Regions from separate parts of the Homo sapiens genome. Here all the other regions are linked to region 1. A link is an interaction called in ENCODE POLR2A ChIA-PET data of the cell type or tissue named here. Cell type or tissue: CD4-positive, alpha-beta T cell. All regions are shown on one strand. Links, peaks and the distances in the headings refer to the core of each region. The heading gives the core; the rest is flanking DNA. Region 1 overlaps ANKRD55 (ankyrin repeat domain 55). Region 2 has its middle 17 kb from the start of IL6ST-DT. Region 3 has its middle 56 kb from the start of IL6ST-DT.

Evidence for each region. ChIA-PET counts read pairs that join two places held together with the same protein. Peaks named below come from ENCODE experiments on the same cell type or tissue, not always from the same donor. Only the 100,000 strongest peaks of a DNase experiment are listed, where the experiment ranks them.
Region 2: POLR2A ChIA-PET joins it to region 1 with 11 read pairs; 10 of 35 experiments call an interaction of 5 or more read pairs at or near these places.
Region 3: POLR2A ChIA-PET joins it to region 1 with 12 read pairs; 12 of 35 experiments call an interaction of 5 or more read pairs at or near these places.

What each region holds. Positions count from the first base shown.
Region 1 is chr5:56,099,055-56,104,675 of GRCh38, forward strand. ANKRD55 (ankyrin repeat domain 55) reads right to left here. Exons shown (of 12, transcript NM_024669.3): 11 at 3,440-3,532; 12 at 626-1,250. The coding sequence ends at 1,129. Among named protein-coding and RNA genes, the nearest start is that of IL6ST-DT, 110 kb to the left of the region's middle. In CD4-positive, alpha-beta T cell, for the core only: no CTCF peak of the experiment used is centred there; DNase peaks (open chromatin) are centred at 1,578 and 3,335; H3K4me3 peaks cover 848 bases; H3K27ac peaks cover 2,856 bases.
Region 2 is chr5:56,009,678-56,015,298 of GRCh38, forward strand. No RefSeq gene overlaps it. Among named protein-coding and RNA genes, the nearest start is that of IL6ST-DT, 17 kb to the left of the region's middle. RefSeq lists enhancers at 2,308-2,377, 2,528-2,657 and a silencer at 2,788-2,837. In CD4-positive, alpha-beta T cell, for the core only: no CTCF peak of the experiment used is centred there; DNase peaks (open chromatin) are centred at 2,794 and 3,124; H3K27ac peaks cover 1,307 bases.
Region 3 is chr5:56,048,411-56,054,031 of GRCh38, forward strand. No RefSeq gene overlaps it. Among named protein-coding and RNA genes, the nearest start is that of IL6ST-DT, 56 kb to the left of the region's middle. In CD4-positive, alpha-beta T cell, for the core only: no CTCF peak of the experiment used is centred there; a DNase peak (open chromatin) is centred at 2,561; H3K4me3 peaks cover 1,202 bases; H3K27ac peaks cover 2,287 bases.

The DNA of each region.
Region 1 (5,621 bases), core at 436-5,435:
AGGCATTGTATAAATTTCTAGAAGTGCAAAGCCAAAGGATTGTGATTTGGCCCCAGAGGAGTGTCTATCTAGTTAATGGTATAGTCTAACCTTTCCAAACAAATACTACTAATATAAAGTGGTGAATGTTATACAGGTACTTGAGATATTCACAAAATAATATCTAGGCTCCCAAATAACATAGAGTGGCCATCATCTTATGTGGCTAAGCCTTGAACTTTATGCAGACCCCTAGCACAAATCAATCCAAACAACACATAATTATCTTAGTAAGATCCGCAGTTAGTTGTAGTCATTCAAAACTTTGCTAAGTCTTAAGTTTGCGAAAGTCTTGAGTAGGCAAGAGACCATTATTTTGAAACAGAAAAATAGTTAAATATGTAGAGTATTTGAGAAATGTGTGAGAACTGCCTATTCAACTCTGTTGGGCCAGGATGTAGATCTTTCCAAATCACATGACTTCTCCCTGTTGGCACAATCAATCATATCTGAAAATGATGACATATGGAAATAATTAAATAACAAAGAAGAGAGATAAACATTGTCAAGTGACTTGGGCTGTAGCCAGGAACTGACAATGTTAAAAAATATTTTGCAGAAGATTGTACATTTAAAAGCCGTAAACTGTGACTGATCATAGGAATTTATTTTTAAATAGGTTTCATTAGTTCAAGTTAGAATGACAATAAATGTGAAGACATGTTTGTCTGGGATGTGGTTTTTTTTTTGTTTTGTTTTTTGCTTTTATTCAGCAAAGCGTACTTTTTTTCCCAAAACATAAAATCATTCAGCAAAAAAACAACCAAAGAACAATAACAAAAAAACAGTGCACATGCCACAAAGCAAACCAAACATAGCTCAGTTTTCCTACTGATAACATATTTTGTCTTTTAATTTTGGCATGTGGAAGTCACAGAAATTCACAGACTTAATATGCACACCCAAATATTCTAAGTGCTTATTTAGGGAGTATCTTTATTTGGAATAAAGAATTTCGAGTTATAAAACTGATGGCTTATAGAATGCAGCTTACTAAATTGGTCTTCGTTCTTACAAACTGGAGTAATCTTGTCCTTTGAGAGTTGAAAATACATATTCATCTACATTTCTGCAGCGAGTGGCCCACAGTTAATTTTCATCACTGGTGGGGTTGGCAGAATGTTCACTCTCTTCTGCTGCTGTGCTGTGTCTTCGTTGACTTGGAATTGCAGGAAGCACTCGGTTTGTCCGCAGAGGTTCTCCAGATAGAACTGGGAAGAAAGAATAGAACAAGAGACTTTCAAGATTTGCTTCTCTAACAGGAAGGCGGCAGGAGAATTGTATTGTGTTTTAGGAGTCGAGGCATTTCTAAGAAGTGTGTCTTGGTGAGAGCTAGACTGCAGAGAGAAGCTGTGTATGTATATCTTGTATATATATCTGTTCAGGCTTGCTGCATGAAGTCTGGGATTTCAAATATGCACACATAGAAGACTGTACCAAGTGTGATCAAACATGATTGGGCTGTGTGTGCCTGGCAGAGCTCTTCCTTGGAGTGGAGTAGCTGTTGATGTTCAAAAACTGCTCACAAGGTTCTAAAGAAGGCCCAAGACATTTGTACTGTGCTTTTATGCAAACCTCAAAAGGCTCTCAGGCTTCTTTTAAGAAAAGCACTGTGGGCCCTTTCATTTCTTTTTTGTAGAGCTAAGTTGATCAAAGATCTTTATCTTTCCTTCTCTCCTGAAACTTAACTGTGAAAAGCAAAGCTCTTGGGCCCTGCCAAAGAAAACCTCTCTTCGGCTTCTCCAAGCTCCAACAGCATTCAAGACTGAGTGGCTCTTTCCTTAACTAGATGTTTTTGTGGCTACAGTTCTGCTTAAAGACAGGTTCGGGCTTGAATTTCATTCAATGATAGAATTGACACCATCCAAAACGTTCACTTTACACACATCTGTAAAGGGCAGAGGAACTGATCTGTCAAGGAAGAGGTCTTGGTTTCTGCTACTAACTCTCTGTGTGACCTTGGACATATCCCTCTACCTCTTAGTTTCCTTATCTGCCAAAAGACAGAGTTGTACTAAGACCCTATTTTTCATTGTTTTTACCTAAAGAGTTCTAGAGCTCTTGGTTTGTCTCCTTCAAACCCTAGCCTAGGGGAGAAAGACATACTGGATATATACTCTATGCAAACAGTGTGCCAAGTGTTTTACATATGTTATCTCATTTAGTACTCCGATAAATCTTATTAGAATAGCACTATTGTTATGGACGGTGAGGAAACTAAAGTACAGAAAGGTTGAGAAACTTATCTGAAATAGGACAGCTCCTAAATCGTCTAACCTGCACTTAGGAGGATGTGGAGGGGCTGTGTGTGTGTGTGTTTGTCTGTGATAAATGCAGTGGGGTGCAATTGGAAGAAAAAAAGAAAATAGAATCCAGTAAGTATTGCTTATTTCATGAGGCAGTAGACTCAGTGTCCTGTAGTTTTGTTCCTGGCTCTACAATGGGAATAATAATAAAACTTGCTTTATTATTATTATGCTTCAGAGTATAGATATGAGAATATTCAAACTCAGAATCTCTGGGTGGGGGACCCAGGAATCTACTTCACAACAAACACCCCAGGTAATACTTAGGCACACTAAAGTTTGAAGATCACTGGCCCAATGGAGTATATTAATATTTTATATTAGGAGAATTTTTTTCATATAAAATAAATCAATAATACCAAAAGTAATCCTGATGAACTGCATTTTTTTTTCTGCTTAGGAATGCATGGACTGTGAGTACAGAGGCGATGTACATTTCTATCTGTCCAGTATAGTAAGGAAACTGATATCAGGAGGCCAGTCTTAAAAGAGAATTTTTAAAGCACCTTCCTAAAGACATTAAATAATACATGTAAAAATAAACTTGTTATTGTTTCAATAGTTCAAACACAAAAATTCCTAAAGGGAGGGAGTGTTATTTTTTTAAAAAAAATAAGCATTTAAAAAAAAGCTTTAAAGATGGTCTCTGTTTTCCTGTAATTTATAAGTGTTGGCACCTGATGTTCCCTTGAAAAATGAAAGTAGGGCTGGGCGTGGTGGCTCACGCCTGTAATCCTAGCACTTTGGGAGGCCGAGGTGGGTGGATCACTTGAGGTCAGGAGTTGGAAACCAGCCTGGCCAACATGGCAAAACCCCATCTCTACTAAAAAAAATACAAAAATTAGCCAGGCGTGGTGGCAGGCGCCTGTAATCCCAGCTACTTGGGAGGCTGAGGCAGGGGAATCGCTTGAACCTGGGAGGTGGAGGTTGCAGTGAGCTGAGATCATGTTCATTGCACTCTAGCCGGGGCGACAGCGCAAGACTCCATCTCAAAAAAAAAAAAAGAAAAATGAAAGTAAACGGAAATAACATTTAGTTGTGTCTAGATATGTTAACACTTGCAAAGGAAGCTGCGGAAGATTCATAATACTTACATTTTTGATCTGGTAGGGGAGCTAGGTTGTTCCGAGTGAAAGGAAGATCCCTGATTTTGTGTCTGTTTGGGGAAAGATGCTGAAAATTTTGTCCTGAAGATAAACATATTTGCATCAATTACTTGAGACTCAACCAAGTGCAAATTACAGAATGCAATGGATAAGAGAATCATCAAAGTTGTTACAGATCACTAAATTTAAGGTGGTAACAATAACAATGAAAACAATGATAGCTACACTTTATTGCATTTCTGTTATATACCAGTCACTGTTTAAATGATAGAAAAAGGTACTAGAAATCATTTCTTGAGAGTACTAGTTTAAATAAAATTTTATAAAGAAACACACTGGGTTACTCACCCCATAAAAGTTAAAGTTGAAAAAAAAGGAAATAATATAGATATGGCATCTCTTATATATTCATCAAATCTTTGATGAAATGAGTGGGTGATGAGTAGAGTATTTTCTTCTAAAGCAGAGTTTCTCAGTCCTGGCTGCACATAGGAATTATCTAAGAAGCTAGAAAACATACTGCTTTCCTGGCCACATCCCAGGTTATTAGATCAGAATCTCTGGAGGTGGGGCATGGTGTCAGCTGTTTATCAGCTCCCAGCTGATTCAAGTGCAGCCAGGATGGAGAATCATTGACCTGGAAGACGGAATGGGGTAGATGCACTCAGGAAACCTATTCTTTAACTTGGACAGAAAGCAGTGGTGTGTGCATGGACCATGTGAGCCAGCTCTTGAGAGCTGATGGTTACATTTTCAGAAATTTTGTGAACTGTTTGACATCACACTAGTGTCTTGAAATCAGCCATGGTGGGTGTATTTACACCGTGAAAAATCAGCAAGCACAGATTTTTCTCCTGGAAAGCTAGCTGTTAAACATTCATCAATGTACTACTGACTTTAAGATACGGATGTTCGATACCTGAAAATAGAAGGGAACACACAAATGTGATTTAAATCCATTTTAAAATTGACTGGATGGTGTCATGAATAGGAGCTTGGTTGGGCTCTGGGGTCAAACAGAATTAGGCTTGATTCCCTGCTTCCCCACTTTTCAGTTATATGACATTGGGCAAATGATATTACCTCTCAACACCTCAATTTTTTCATATACAAAATGGTGAAAATAATTGTATATCTTTTCCACTTGTCATGAGGATTAAACTGGAGAACAAGGGTAAAGCATTTAGCTTATAGGGTAAAGTACTCAAAAGACCTTAACAAAAAAAGATTATTTGATCTTTTGCCTATCAGTCTAGTAAGAAAGAACCAGAATTGCTATAGCAATGCTCCTAGACTTTAAGGGTCTTCTGTTGGAGCAAAATAGCATAAGAAAAAAAGAAAAAACAAAAGGATTAGCCAAGAACAACTTGCATCTGTTTAAGTGAATCTCATGGTGGATGGTCTGTGCAGAAGCGGCCACCTCAGCAATGTTAGTTGATGGAGATTAAATCTCCAGTCTCCCTGGTGGATATTTTGCCATTATATTTTATCCTTTTGAACACTGAACATCAAATAACTTCAGGAGCCATTATTTACAGAGAAAATATTCCTGTGTAGAATTAACATGAAAATTTATATTAGCGAACAACTATTTATCCATGAACACTTGAGCAGAAATTTGTAAAACCAACGAGATAATAATTTTGAGTTATGTTTATGGAACACTTACTTTTGTCAGGAATAGGGATAAATGCTGTAGGCATAATCTTATTTAACTCTGACAATCACTTTTTCTTGTGAGATACATTCTATTATCATCCTCATTTTACAAATGAGGACCTTGTGACTTGGAGGAGTTCTAAAAGTGCTCAAGTCACACGCTAGGAAGGGACACAGCCTAGACTTCAACCCTATAGGGCTGACCCTGTAACTTCTATTATTCTGCCTCCTCTAAGCAGATGGGAGCAGTGGGCAAAGAAGGGCTACAGCAGTGACTCGGAGATGAAGGGGAGTTAAACTTTATTCCATGTTGGCATTTTGCTCAGTTTTCAGGGACAGGGTGGAGCCGTGCATAGCCCAAAGCTGTCTGGTGCTGCAGGCAACTCCAGGGAGTGTTCAGCTTTGGGGACAGGGTCAAGGACCACTGTCCTAGAAAAAAAGGATAGGAAATGTTTTCACAGTTACATGATGGAACCCGAGGTGACTGCAGGATTAATAATAATAATAATGA
Region 2 (5,621 bases), core at 246-5,245, 90 kb before region 1:
AATCATGGAAGACTTATGGACTGACTAGTAAACTAGGATAACTTAGTGGGGATCTGTGGTTTGGAGTCTCAAAATAATAATGAAAGCCTAAATGTCAGACCTTTTTTTTTTCCCCTGAGACGGAGTTTCACTCTTGTTGCTCAGGCTGGAGTGCAATGGTGCAATCTTGGCTCACCGCAATCTCTGCCTCCCGGGTTCAAGCAATTCTCCTGCCTCAGCCTCCTGAGTAGCTGGGATTACAGGTGCCTGCCACCACGACTGGCTAATTTTGTATTTTTAGTCGGGACAGGGTTTCTCCATGTTGGTCAGGCTGGTCTTGAACTCCCAACCTCAGGTAATCCGCCTGCCTTGGCCTCCCAAAGTGCTGGGATTACAGGCGTGAGCCACTGCGCCTGGCCCAGACCTTTATTTTACACACACACACACACACACACACACACACACACACACACACACACTGCAGTTTGTTTCACTGAAGACATTGGGACTTGGTTTCAATTAGTTTCTGGTTCAAACAATTAGTTAATGGCAGGATCAAGATGATAAACCACTGTTTTGGCCAGGCACGGTGGCTCATGCCTGTAATCCCAGCACTTTGGGAGGCCGAAGCGGGTGGATTACTTGAGGTCAGCCTGGCCAGCATGGTGAAACCCTATCTTTACTAAAAATACAAAAATTAGCTGGACATGATAGCTGGTGCCTATAATCCCAGCTACTTGGGAGGCTGAGGCAGGAGAATCACTTGCACCCAGAAGGTGGAGGTTGCAGTGAGCCAAGATCACACCACTGTACTCCAGCCTGGGAGACAGAGCGAGACTCTGTCTCAAAAAGAAAAAAACAGCAAAAAAATGATAAACCACTATTTCAAGTAAATGTGAAATAGGACTGAGCGTTGAAGCAGCCTGAATCTGACATTAAATCCTATGGTGACCTATCACATGGAGACACAGAGGCTTGCGGGCAAATAACTGAAGTTCTTGATAACTAAGCTTGATGGAGGACACAGAGAGATTGTTCAGGCTAAGAATCACCAATGGATTTTTGTCATTTTAATGATATTATTAATCTGTAAAGGTATTGTTTAGAAAACATTGCCATCATATAATTCTTGTTAATTGCTTAGGATAATAAATAATATCTGCCATTTATTATTAATCACCCATTACATGCCAGGCATTCTACTTAAATCATGTCACTTAATCCCTTCGACCATCTGGAAAGTGGCACTACTGTCCCATTTTACAGATGAAATCAAAGCTCAGAGACACTAGGGAACTTGCTCAAGGTCACACAGTGGGTAAATGTCAGAGCCAGGATTCTAATTCACATTTGTATGACACTGAAGCTCAGGCCCTTTCTATCACTTACAGTTAATGAGTGTGGATGACCCAGAGACTAAGATTGTTTCCTTCATGGCCACATCTTTAATTTCTGCCAATCTGAAAACAAAACTTCTGCACAAGCGTTAGTGTCCTTAACCAGAGCTGCTTGCCCAACACAGTCCACACCATTAAGATTCTCTACTGCAAACAGGGCTTTCGATCCTTCCCTTTTACAGTGAATTCACACTCAGTTTGACCCCAGCTCTCCAAAGCTTTCTATCTGATCTTGTTTTCTGTTTTCAATTTTCATAAGCATGTCAGATTCCTTTCTTGAATGTGAAGGGGAGGAAAAGAATCATTATATAGGCCGGGCGCGGTGGCTCACGCCTGTAATACCAGCACTTTGGGAGGCCGAGGCGGTCGGATCACCTGAGGTCAGGAGTTCGAGACTGGCCTAGCCAACATGGTGAAACCCAGTCTCTACTAAAAATACAAAAAAATTAGCTGGGCGTGGTGGCGGGCACCTGTAGTCTCAGCTACTTGGGAGGCTGAGGCAGGAGAATCACTTGAGCCAGAGAGGCATAGGTTGCAGTGAGCCATGATCACACTGTTGCACTCCAGCCTGAGCAACAAGAGCGAAACTCCATCTCAAAAAAAAAATCATTATATAAAGTCAAATATGGATACCTTTTGTTTGAATAAACATGAGAGATTAGGGCAAACACTCAGGTTAAATAGGATATGACTACTGCTTAGGGTTAAAGCATGACAATAAATATTTTTAGACAACTAACTGAAAGACAGGTCTGTCCTCTCATTTTCCTGAGACCCATATACATACTTGAACATTAAGCAACGGGTCCTGGAGAGGGAGGTAAGAAGTATTTCACATTTCTACAATTTTGCTGAAATAATCTTACATGTAGAACATACACATCATGCTTTTATTTGGAAAACCTCATTCCACATGGAGGGCATTTGGGCTGTGACGGGGTGGGCAGATGACTAAGTCGGAGTCAGAACATCTCTATTTGAGCTCTGTAACTTCCTGACTATGCAGCCTTTGGCAAATCACATAATCATTCTGAATTTCACTTTCCTAATCAGTAAAATGTGACTAACAACAGCTGTCCCTGACTACTGCAGAAGGATAGTATGAGGGCCAAATGGGAGAAGAGATGGGAAAGGGCTTTCTAAACTGTAAAGTGCTGGGCAGATGTTAAGAGTTAATGTCAACTCTTGGAGAACATCCTAGCTTTGTGTATTACTATGAGTGAGAAGGTGGCAGGCTGCGGAGGTGGTGGTGGTGTGCTAAGGAGGATACTGGCAGTTTTTATATTCAGATGCTAAATCACAGCTGTTGGGCAGGCAGAAAGCCAGGGCAAAGCCTGCTCTCTCTAGCTGCACCTGAAACCCCAGTTTCCTCTACACTATTCACTAACTGCCCTGCCTATGAGCAGGGAAGTGTAAGGCCCTTCACCTCCCACAATCACAAGCAGGAGGGAAGAAGCCAGCACTGAGCCACAGAAAGGCTGAGTCACTAATAAAAACTACCATTTATCAAATGCTTACTATGTGTCAGGCAAGATGCTAAGCATTTTACATATATGATCTTATCTATTTCTCATATCAGCAAATAAAGCTGGTCTGATTATTATCCCCATTTTACAGATGAGGAAAGTGAGAGTCAGAGAAGTCAAATGACTTGCCTACGATTGTAATTAGACAGGAGTCTCTACCAAGAGTCAAATCCAGGAGATCTGATTGTAAAACCCACATCCTCAAACACTAAGCTATACTGCAACTTCTGGTTGCAACCTCACATGCTCAGCTTCCTGCCACCAAACACAACTCCATTGGTGGTATCCAGTTCCAAAGAGAGCAAATACAGAAAAGGACTTTGGGCGCTGATGCTGGCCGGGCAACTCCATTTCCTACTCACCACGCAGACCTCCCTTAGTACAATAATGTCCTAACTTGAGGAGTGACCAGGCATTTACCTGGTAACCTGTATCTTCTCAATGGGGAAAGAAAAGGAGAGCAAAATATGTTTGTGCCTCGAGTGTCTGGCTAATAGTTGTCATAAAGTTGTTTAACTCTAGTTAGGCCACAGCAGAATTAGAGTTATAATTTATTTTTTTTTTTGAGACAGAGTCTTGCTCTGTCTCCCAGGCTGGAGTACAGTGGCTCAGTCTCGGCTCACTGCAAGCTCTGCCGCCCGGGTTCACACCATTCTCCTGCCTCAGCCTCCCGAGTAGCTGGGACTACAGGCGCCCACCGCCACGCCCAGCTAATTTTTTGTATTTTTAGTAGAGACGGGGTTTCACCACGTTAGCCAGGATGGTCTTGATCTCCTGACCTCGTGATCCGCCCGCCTTGGCCTCCCAAAGTGCTGGGATTACAGGAGTGAGCCACTGCACCTGGCCAGAATTAGAGTTATAATTAAGGCAGGACGTGCCAAGGTGATCACAGCCAAAGGTCCCACTGTGACCTGGGAATGCGGTTGTTGTTAGCAGCGGCAACAACTGGTACTTCACCCAATCCCTCATTTCCATAGATCAACACAATCTCCATCTATAGCAAACATTTACTTAGCATCTGTGGAGTGCCATGCTCAACGTCAGGTGCCAGGAACATACACATGATAAGGCACTTTGACATGAGAAAAAGCAGTAGAAGGAAGTATATAATAATAACAGATTGGTGCTTCAGAAAGTACATGAAATTGAATTCTGAAGAGGAGGTGATATGGTTTGGCTGTGTCTCCACCCAAACCTTATCTTGATTTGTAGCTCCCATAATTCCCATGTGCTGTGGGAAGGATCTGGTGGGAGGTAATTGAATCATGGGGGCAGGTCTTTCCCATGCTGTTCTCATTATAGTGAATAAGTCTCACACCATCTAATGGTTTTTTTTTTTTTTTTAATTTTTATTTTTTTTATTGATCATTCTTGGGTGTTTCTCGCAGAGGGGGATTTGGCAGGGTCATAGGACAATAGTGGAGGGAAGGTTGGCAGATAAACAAGTGAACAAAGGTCTCTGGTTTTCCTAGGCAGAGGACCCTGCGGCCTTCCGCAGTGTTTGTGTCCCTGGGTACTTGAGATTAGGGAGTGGTGATGACTCTTAACAAGCATGCTGCCTTCAAGCATCTGTTTAACAAAGCACATCTTGCACCGCCCTTAATCCATTTAACCCTGAGTGGACACAGCACATGTTTCAGAGAGCACAGGGTTGGGGGTAAGGTCACCGATCAACAGGATCCCAAGGCAGAAGAATTTATCTTAGTACAGAACAAAATGAAAAGTCTCCCACATCTACTTCTTTCTACACAGACATGGCAACCATCCGATTTCTCAATCTTTTCCCCACCTTTCCCCCCTTTCTATTCCACAAAACCGCCATTGTCATCCCGGCCCGTTCTCAATGAGCTGTTGGGTACACCTCCCAGACGAGGTGGTGGCTGGGCAGAGGGGCTCCTCACTTCCTAGTAGGGGTGGCCGGGCAGAGGCGCCCCTCACCTCCCGGACGGGGCGGCTGGCCGGGCGGGGGGCTGACCCCCCCACCTCCCTCCCGGACGGGGCGGCTGGCCGGGCGGGGGGCTGACCCCCCCCACCTCCCTCCCGGACGGGGCGGCTGGCTGGGCAGAGGCGCTCCTCACTTCCCAGTAGGGGCGGCCGGGCAGAGGCGCCCCTCACCTCCCGGACGGGTCGGCTGGCCGGGCGGGGGGCTGAGCCCCCCACCTCCCTCCCGGACGGCGTGGCTGGCCCGGCAGAGGGGCTCCTCACTCCCCAGTAGGGGCGGCTGGGCAGAGGCGCCCCTCACCTCCCGGATGGGGCGGCTGGCCGGGCGGGGGGCTGACCCCCCCACCTCCCTCCCGGACATGGGGCTGACACCCCCACCTCCCTCCTGGACGGGGCGGCTGGCCGGGTTGGGGGCTGACCCCCCCACCTCCCTCCCGGATGGGGCGGCTGGCCGGGTGGGGGGCTGACTCCCCCACCTCCCTCCTGGACGGGGTGGCTGGCCAGGCAGAGGGGCTCCTCACTTCCCAGTAGGGGCGGCTGGGCAGAGGCGCCCCTCACCTCCCGGACAGGGCGGCTGGCCGGGTGGGGGGCTGACCCCCCCACCTCCCTCCCGGACGGGGCGGCTGCCGGGCAGAGGGACTCCTCACTTCTCAGACGGGGCGGCTGCCGGGCGGAGGGGCTCCTCACTTCTCAGATGGGGCGGATGCTGGGCGGAGGGTCTCCTCACTTCTCAGACAGGGCGGCTGGGCAGAGACGCTCCTCACCTCCCAGACGGGGT
Region 3 (5,621 bases), core at 340-5,339, 51 kb before region 1:
ATCAGAGAACCAAGGCAGTTCTTCACTAGAGAATTCATTTATAGGACATCACATTTGAAACCCTCTGAGGCCTATATGACATATGGCATATGTCTGTATTTCTCAAACTGATGTAAAATATATTCTTCGGACTGTGGGGCTTTATGCCTGGAAATTCCTGAAGCCACAAGCTAAAAACAACCTGGTTTTAGCTCAGAACAGTTCCCCCCAGGGCTGTGTCTGTGCTCTTCCCCTCCTTTTGGGGGAGTTGTTCCTTTGCACCCTACTGTTTTAATACACAACTTGAATCTTCTAAATATGATGGGTATGTTTGCATATGTATATTATATTAATTCTTTTAATTAATTAAAACTGAAATATGGGCCCACAAATCCACTGCTTGTGTAAAGAAACAAAAAAGAAGTGGAGAGGAAAAGTTTTCTTGTGGTCATAAGCTTTTCTTTTTTTCTTTTTTTTTTCTTTTTGAGACGAAGTCTAGCTGTGTTGCCCAGGTTGGAGTGCAGTGGCTCAAGCTTGGCTTACTGCAACCTCTGCCTCTCAGGTTCAAGTGATTCGTCTGCCTCAGCCTCCTGAGTAGCTGGGACTACAGGCGCCTATCACCATGCCCGGCTAATTTTTTGTATTTTTAGTACAGGCAGGGTTTCACCATGTTGACCAGGCTGGTCTTGAACTCCTGACCTCGTGATCTGCCCGCCTCAGCTTCCCAAAGTGCTGGGATTGTAGGCGTGAGCCACTGCACCTGGCCTACAAATATTTTTATTTTTATTTTTTTTGAGACGGAGTCTTGCTCTTTCGCCCAGGCTGGAGCGCAGTGGCGCGATCTCAGCTCACTGCAAGCTCCACATCCTGGGTTCACACCATCCTCCTGCCTCAGCCTCCCGAGTAGCTGGGACTATAGGCACTCGCAACCACGCTTGACTAATTTTTTGTATGTTTAGTAGAGACAGGGTTTCACTGTGTTAGCCAGGATGGTCTTGATCTCCTGACCTTGTGATCCACCCGCCTTGGCCTCCCAAAGTGCTGGGATTACAGGCATGAGCCACCGCACCCGGCTGCTCGTAGGCTTTTCAATCATCCTTTCCCTTGTCCTTCCTGCTTATATGAAACAAGAGGTGCCCTTTTCTTTCTAAGGTATTTAAGATCGTATTTAAGTTCAAAATATGGTCTGTCACAACCAAAAGAATTCTGATTCATACAATAAACATAGCAACTTTCCTGAAGAGTCATTTTTTACTATCAAATTTTTGCAAATCTCCCAATGTCATTTTTATTTTAAACCATAGATATACAGTTGTTACTCAATATCCATGATGGAGATTGGTTCCAGTACCCCCTATGCATACTAAAATCCATGATGCTCAAGTCCCTAATATAAAGTGGTGTTGTATTTGCATGCAATCTATGCAGATCCTCTTGTATTGATACAATGCAAATGCTATGCAAACAGTTGTTATGCTATATTGTTTAGAAATAATAAGAAGAAAAAAAGGTACCTACATGTTCAGTACACAGTACAGATGCAGCCATTGTTTTTTTTTTTTTTTTGAGACAGTCTTGCTCTGTTGCCCAGGCTGGAGTGCAGTGGCGTGATCTCGGCTCACTGCAGCCTCTGCCTCCTGAGTTGAAGCAATTCTCTGCCTCAGCCTCCTGAGTAGCTGGGATTACAGGCACCCACCACCATGCCTGGCTAATTTTTGTATTTTTAGTAGAGACAGGGTTTCACCATATTGGCCAGGCTGGTCTCGAACTCCTGACCTCGTGATCCACCTGCCTCGGCCTCCCAAAGTGATGGAATTACAGGCGTGAGCCACCGCGCCTAGCAGCCAACCATTTTTTTCCCCTGGAACATTTTCCATTGGCAGTTGGTTGAATTCATGGATGCAGAACCCATGGATATGGAGTGCCAATTGTATATTATTAAACAGAATGTCGGGATATGCTCTAGGTCCCCAGGGCTGTGCATTCCTACCTAGAGGCACTTAGGTGAGAAAGTTGGAGGACTGCTGTCACTGTTTTAAGCTTAAGACAGGGTCAAATTACTTTTTTCCTTCTTGTATATTCCTTCATGGGGGAGGAACTTTTGCTGGGAACCTGTGAAATGATGAGCTTTTTGTGCACTTTCTAGTTGGATGCATTTTTGAGATGTGGGGCAACAGAAGCAGGAGGCTGCAAGAGAGCAGCAACATCTGAAAAGTCTGCTGAGCCATCTGGCTTCAGGAGAATTTACTTAGTTTGCTTCCTGGAAGTTGTGATAAAATTTATAAATAATTTATAACACAAGGACTTCAAGAGAGGCATATTGGAAAACTCAGTGCTATCTCAAACTGTCTGGAGCAAATTATAAGCCTCAGCTATCTCCCCCACTACAAAAAAAAATGCAAGTTTTGAGTGGAAAGGAAACACTTGTAGCTCCATTTCCTCTCAGGCACAAGCAGCTCTAAAAAAAGAAGCAATGTGAACAGAGTGTCTCAGAAAGAGTTGCAGCTATTGTTTGCAAAGTAAGGAGGAAGCAAAGCAATAATATTAACAGAAATAGTTTGAAAATAGAGCAAGCAAGGAGAATTGCAAAGTAGAAAGTATACCTAAGGGGGTAGAAACATCAGATAGGATCTACCTCAAGGCATGGAGAGATCTTTGTTTGTTTCCTTTGTTCCACAGTTGAAATTATCTTTATCTTCCAATCTAAACATTGCCTACTTTTTGTTTCTTTTCTTCTTATTTTATGTGGGAGTTTCTATTTGAATTTTAGTCATGTTGTTTTGAGTGGATGATCAGCCACAGCAGGATATGCTTTTTTTTTTTTAAGTGAGATTAAACACGAGTTAGATGGTAATCAGTGAGGCTGGTTATATACATAAATATCTGCACATTATTTTAATGTTTTCCATAGTTGTAAATTTTCACAAAGAGATCCATGATTCTATGAGGAGTCTATTATAAAATATGCTATCTACTCACTTTGAATCTTGTCTAAGTTAACCTCTTTTCTTTTCTATAAAATAGGTATTGAACTTTATGAAAAGAACCAAAATGATCTTCACTGGAGTTGGTTAGGATCATTAGCTTTATCACATAAAAGCTTCTGGATTTTTTTGTTTATTTGTTTTTTATTTGGGGTTTATCTTTGTCTGTTTTCTGTTGCTTATACCAGAATACATGAAGCTGGGTAGTTGATTTAAAAAAAGGAATTTATTTTTTACAATTATAAGAAATGAACTTATTTCTTTTTTTTTTTTTGAGACGGAGTCTCGCTCTGTCGCCCAGGCTGGAGTGCAGTGGCGGGATCTCGGCTCACTGCAAGCTCCGCCTCCCGGGTTCACGCCATTCTCCTGCCTCAGCCTCCCAAGTAGCTGGGACTACAGGCGCCCACCACTACGCCCGGCTAATTTTTTGTATTTTTAGTAGAGACGGGGTTTCACCGTTTTAGCCGGGATGGTCTCGATCTCCTGACCTCGTGATCCGCCCGCCTCGGCCTCCCAAAGTGCTGGGATTACAGGCGTGAGCCACCGCGCCCGGCCATGAACTTATTTCTTATAAGGCTGGCAAGAAGGTCAAGCCTGAGGCTGACAAGTCCAAAGTCAAGAGGCTGAATCTGGTGAGGGCCTTCTTGCTGATGGGGACTCTCTGCAGAGTCCTGAGGTGGTACAGGGGCTGAGCATGCTAGCTCATCTTCTTCCTCTTCTTGTAAAGCCACCAGTCCCCTCTCATGAAAACTTGTTGATCCATTAGTCCATTAATCCATTAATCCCTCTTGACCCAAGCACCTCTTAAAGGCCTCAGCTCTCAATACTGTCACATTGGGGATTAAATTACAACACGAGGCCAGGTGTGGTGGCTCACACCTGTAATCCCAGCACTTTGGGAGGCCAAGTCGGGTGGATCATGAGGTCAGGAGATTGAGACCATCCTGGCTAACCTGGTGAAACCCCATCTCTACTAAAAATACAAAAAATTAGCTGGGCGTGGTGGCACACACCTGTAGTCCCAGCTATTTGGGAGGCTGAGGCATGATAATCGCTTGAACCCGGGAGGCAGAGGTTGTGGTGAGCTGAGATTGCATGATTGCACTCCAGCCTGGGCAATAAGAGTGAAACTCCGTCTCAAAAAAAAAAAAAAAAAAAAAAAAAAATTACAACACAAGCTTTGGAGAGGATAGATATTCAAACTATAGCAGGACTGATCTTAAAAATCAGTTGCTAAACATTATGTTTTGTTAAACATGTTTCAGTTGTTCAACATGTTTTGTGCTAAATTCATAGATTGTATTTTGATCACATCAGTGGGAATGACTTTCATATCAATGGATCAAGATTAATTTGATGAGATAAAGTATAACTCATTTTAAAGAAAATTCTAAAGTCACTACATATGGTGTGGTGATTTCAGCTTGGCAAACACTAGAACAAAACCATTATGTAGCCAATGCCCTGTGGTCTGTCATATACTCAAATACATACCATATGTGTTGTGTCAGCATGCCAGATTACTTTTGTACCTCTACTCTGTGGAAAATATTCAAATGCTATGATAATGACCAGATAAATAGTAATGATAAGTCAATGAGTCCCGAGTGTCCAAAGTGTAACTTGAATGGATTAAAGAATAACTAGGTTGTCTAACATCATCCTGATATGGACAGGAGGCAGGGAAATACTAGGTAGAAAAGGATGGGGTCCCTGGAAAGGGCTCTACTCTCAAGCCTGGACCCACAGCCCTAAATGAGAGCATGCATTCCTGTTTTCTTGCCCAAACGTTGCCTTTTCAAAACCACCCTGGCCCACCACACCCCCCAATCCTGTACCCATAAAAACCCCAAGGGTCACTGGCAGAGGAGCAGAGCAGAGTGGCAGAGAAGGAGAGAAGAGAAGAAGCAGCTGGACATCGGAGAAAAGCAGTTTGACTTCAGAGGGATGGTTTGATGGGTGGGACTTTGGGGAAGAATTTGGCTGAGGATGGCCGAACTCCAGGGGAAGATTATCTTCCCACTCCATCCCCCTTCCAGCTCCCTTTCTCACTGAGAGCCACTTCCACCACTCAATAAAATCCTCCTTGTACACTACCCTTCAATCTGTTTATGTGACCTGATTCTTCCTGGATGCCAGACAAGAACTTAGGTACTAAGAGGGCAGGGTATAAAAGGCTGTCACCTTGACCCTCCACTAAGCTGGTTAATGCTTAAGCTGTTCACAGATGGCAAAGCTAAAGGAACACACTGTAACACACACCCTCTGGGGCTCCAGGGGTCACGGGCAATCCCTAGATGCTGCCACGGGCTGGTAGGGGTTTCCTTCCCACCAGCGCCCAAAGACACTCACTGTGGCTCCTGCACCCACCTACCTGTGTGGTCTGCCTCCAGCAAGGAGTTTGAGTGCTGCAGGCTGAGTAAGTGAGCCACCCCTTTGCAAGTCCCGTGAAAAGGTCAAAGGAATGATCCCATCTCAGTCCTATGAACTAGTTCCCCAAATAGGCTGCTCATCAGAAACCAACAGAGAGGTCTAAAACTTTGTAAAATTTAAATCTAGTAAAATTCACACTTTTGGGGGCTCTATGAGTTTTGACATATGCTTGTCACTACCACCACAATCAAGTGACACAACTTGGGGTAGAACAGTCCATCACCC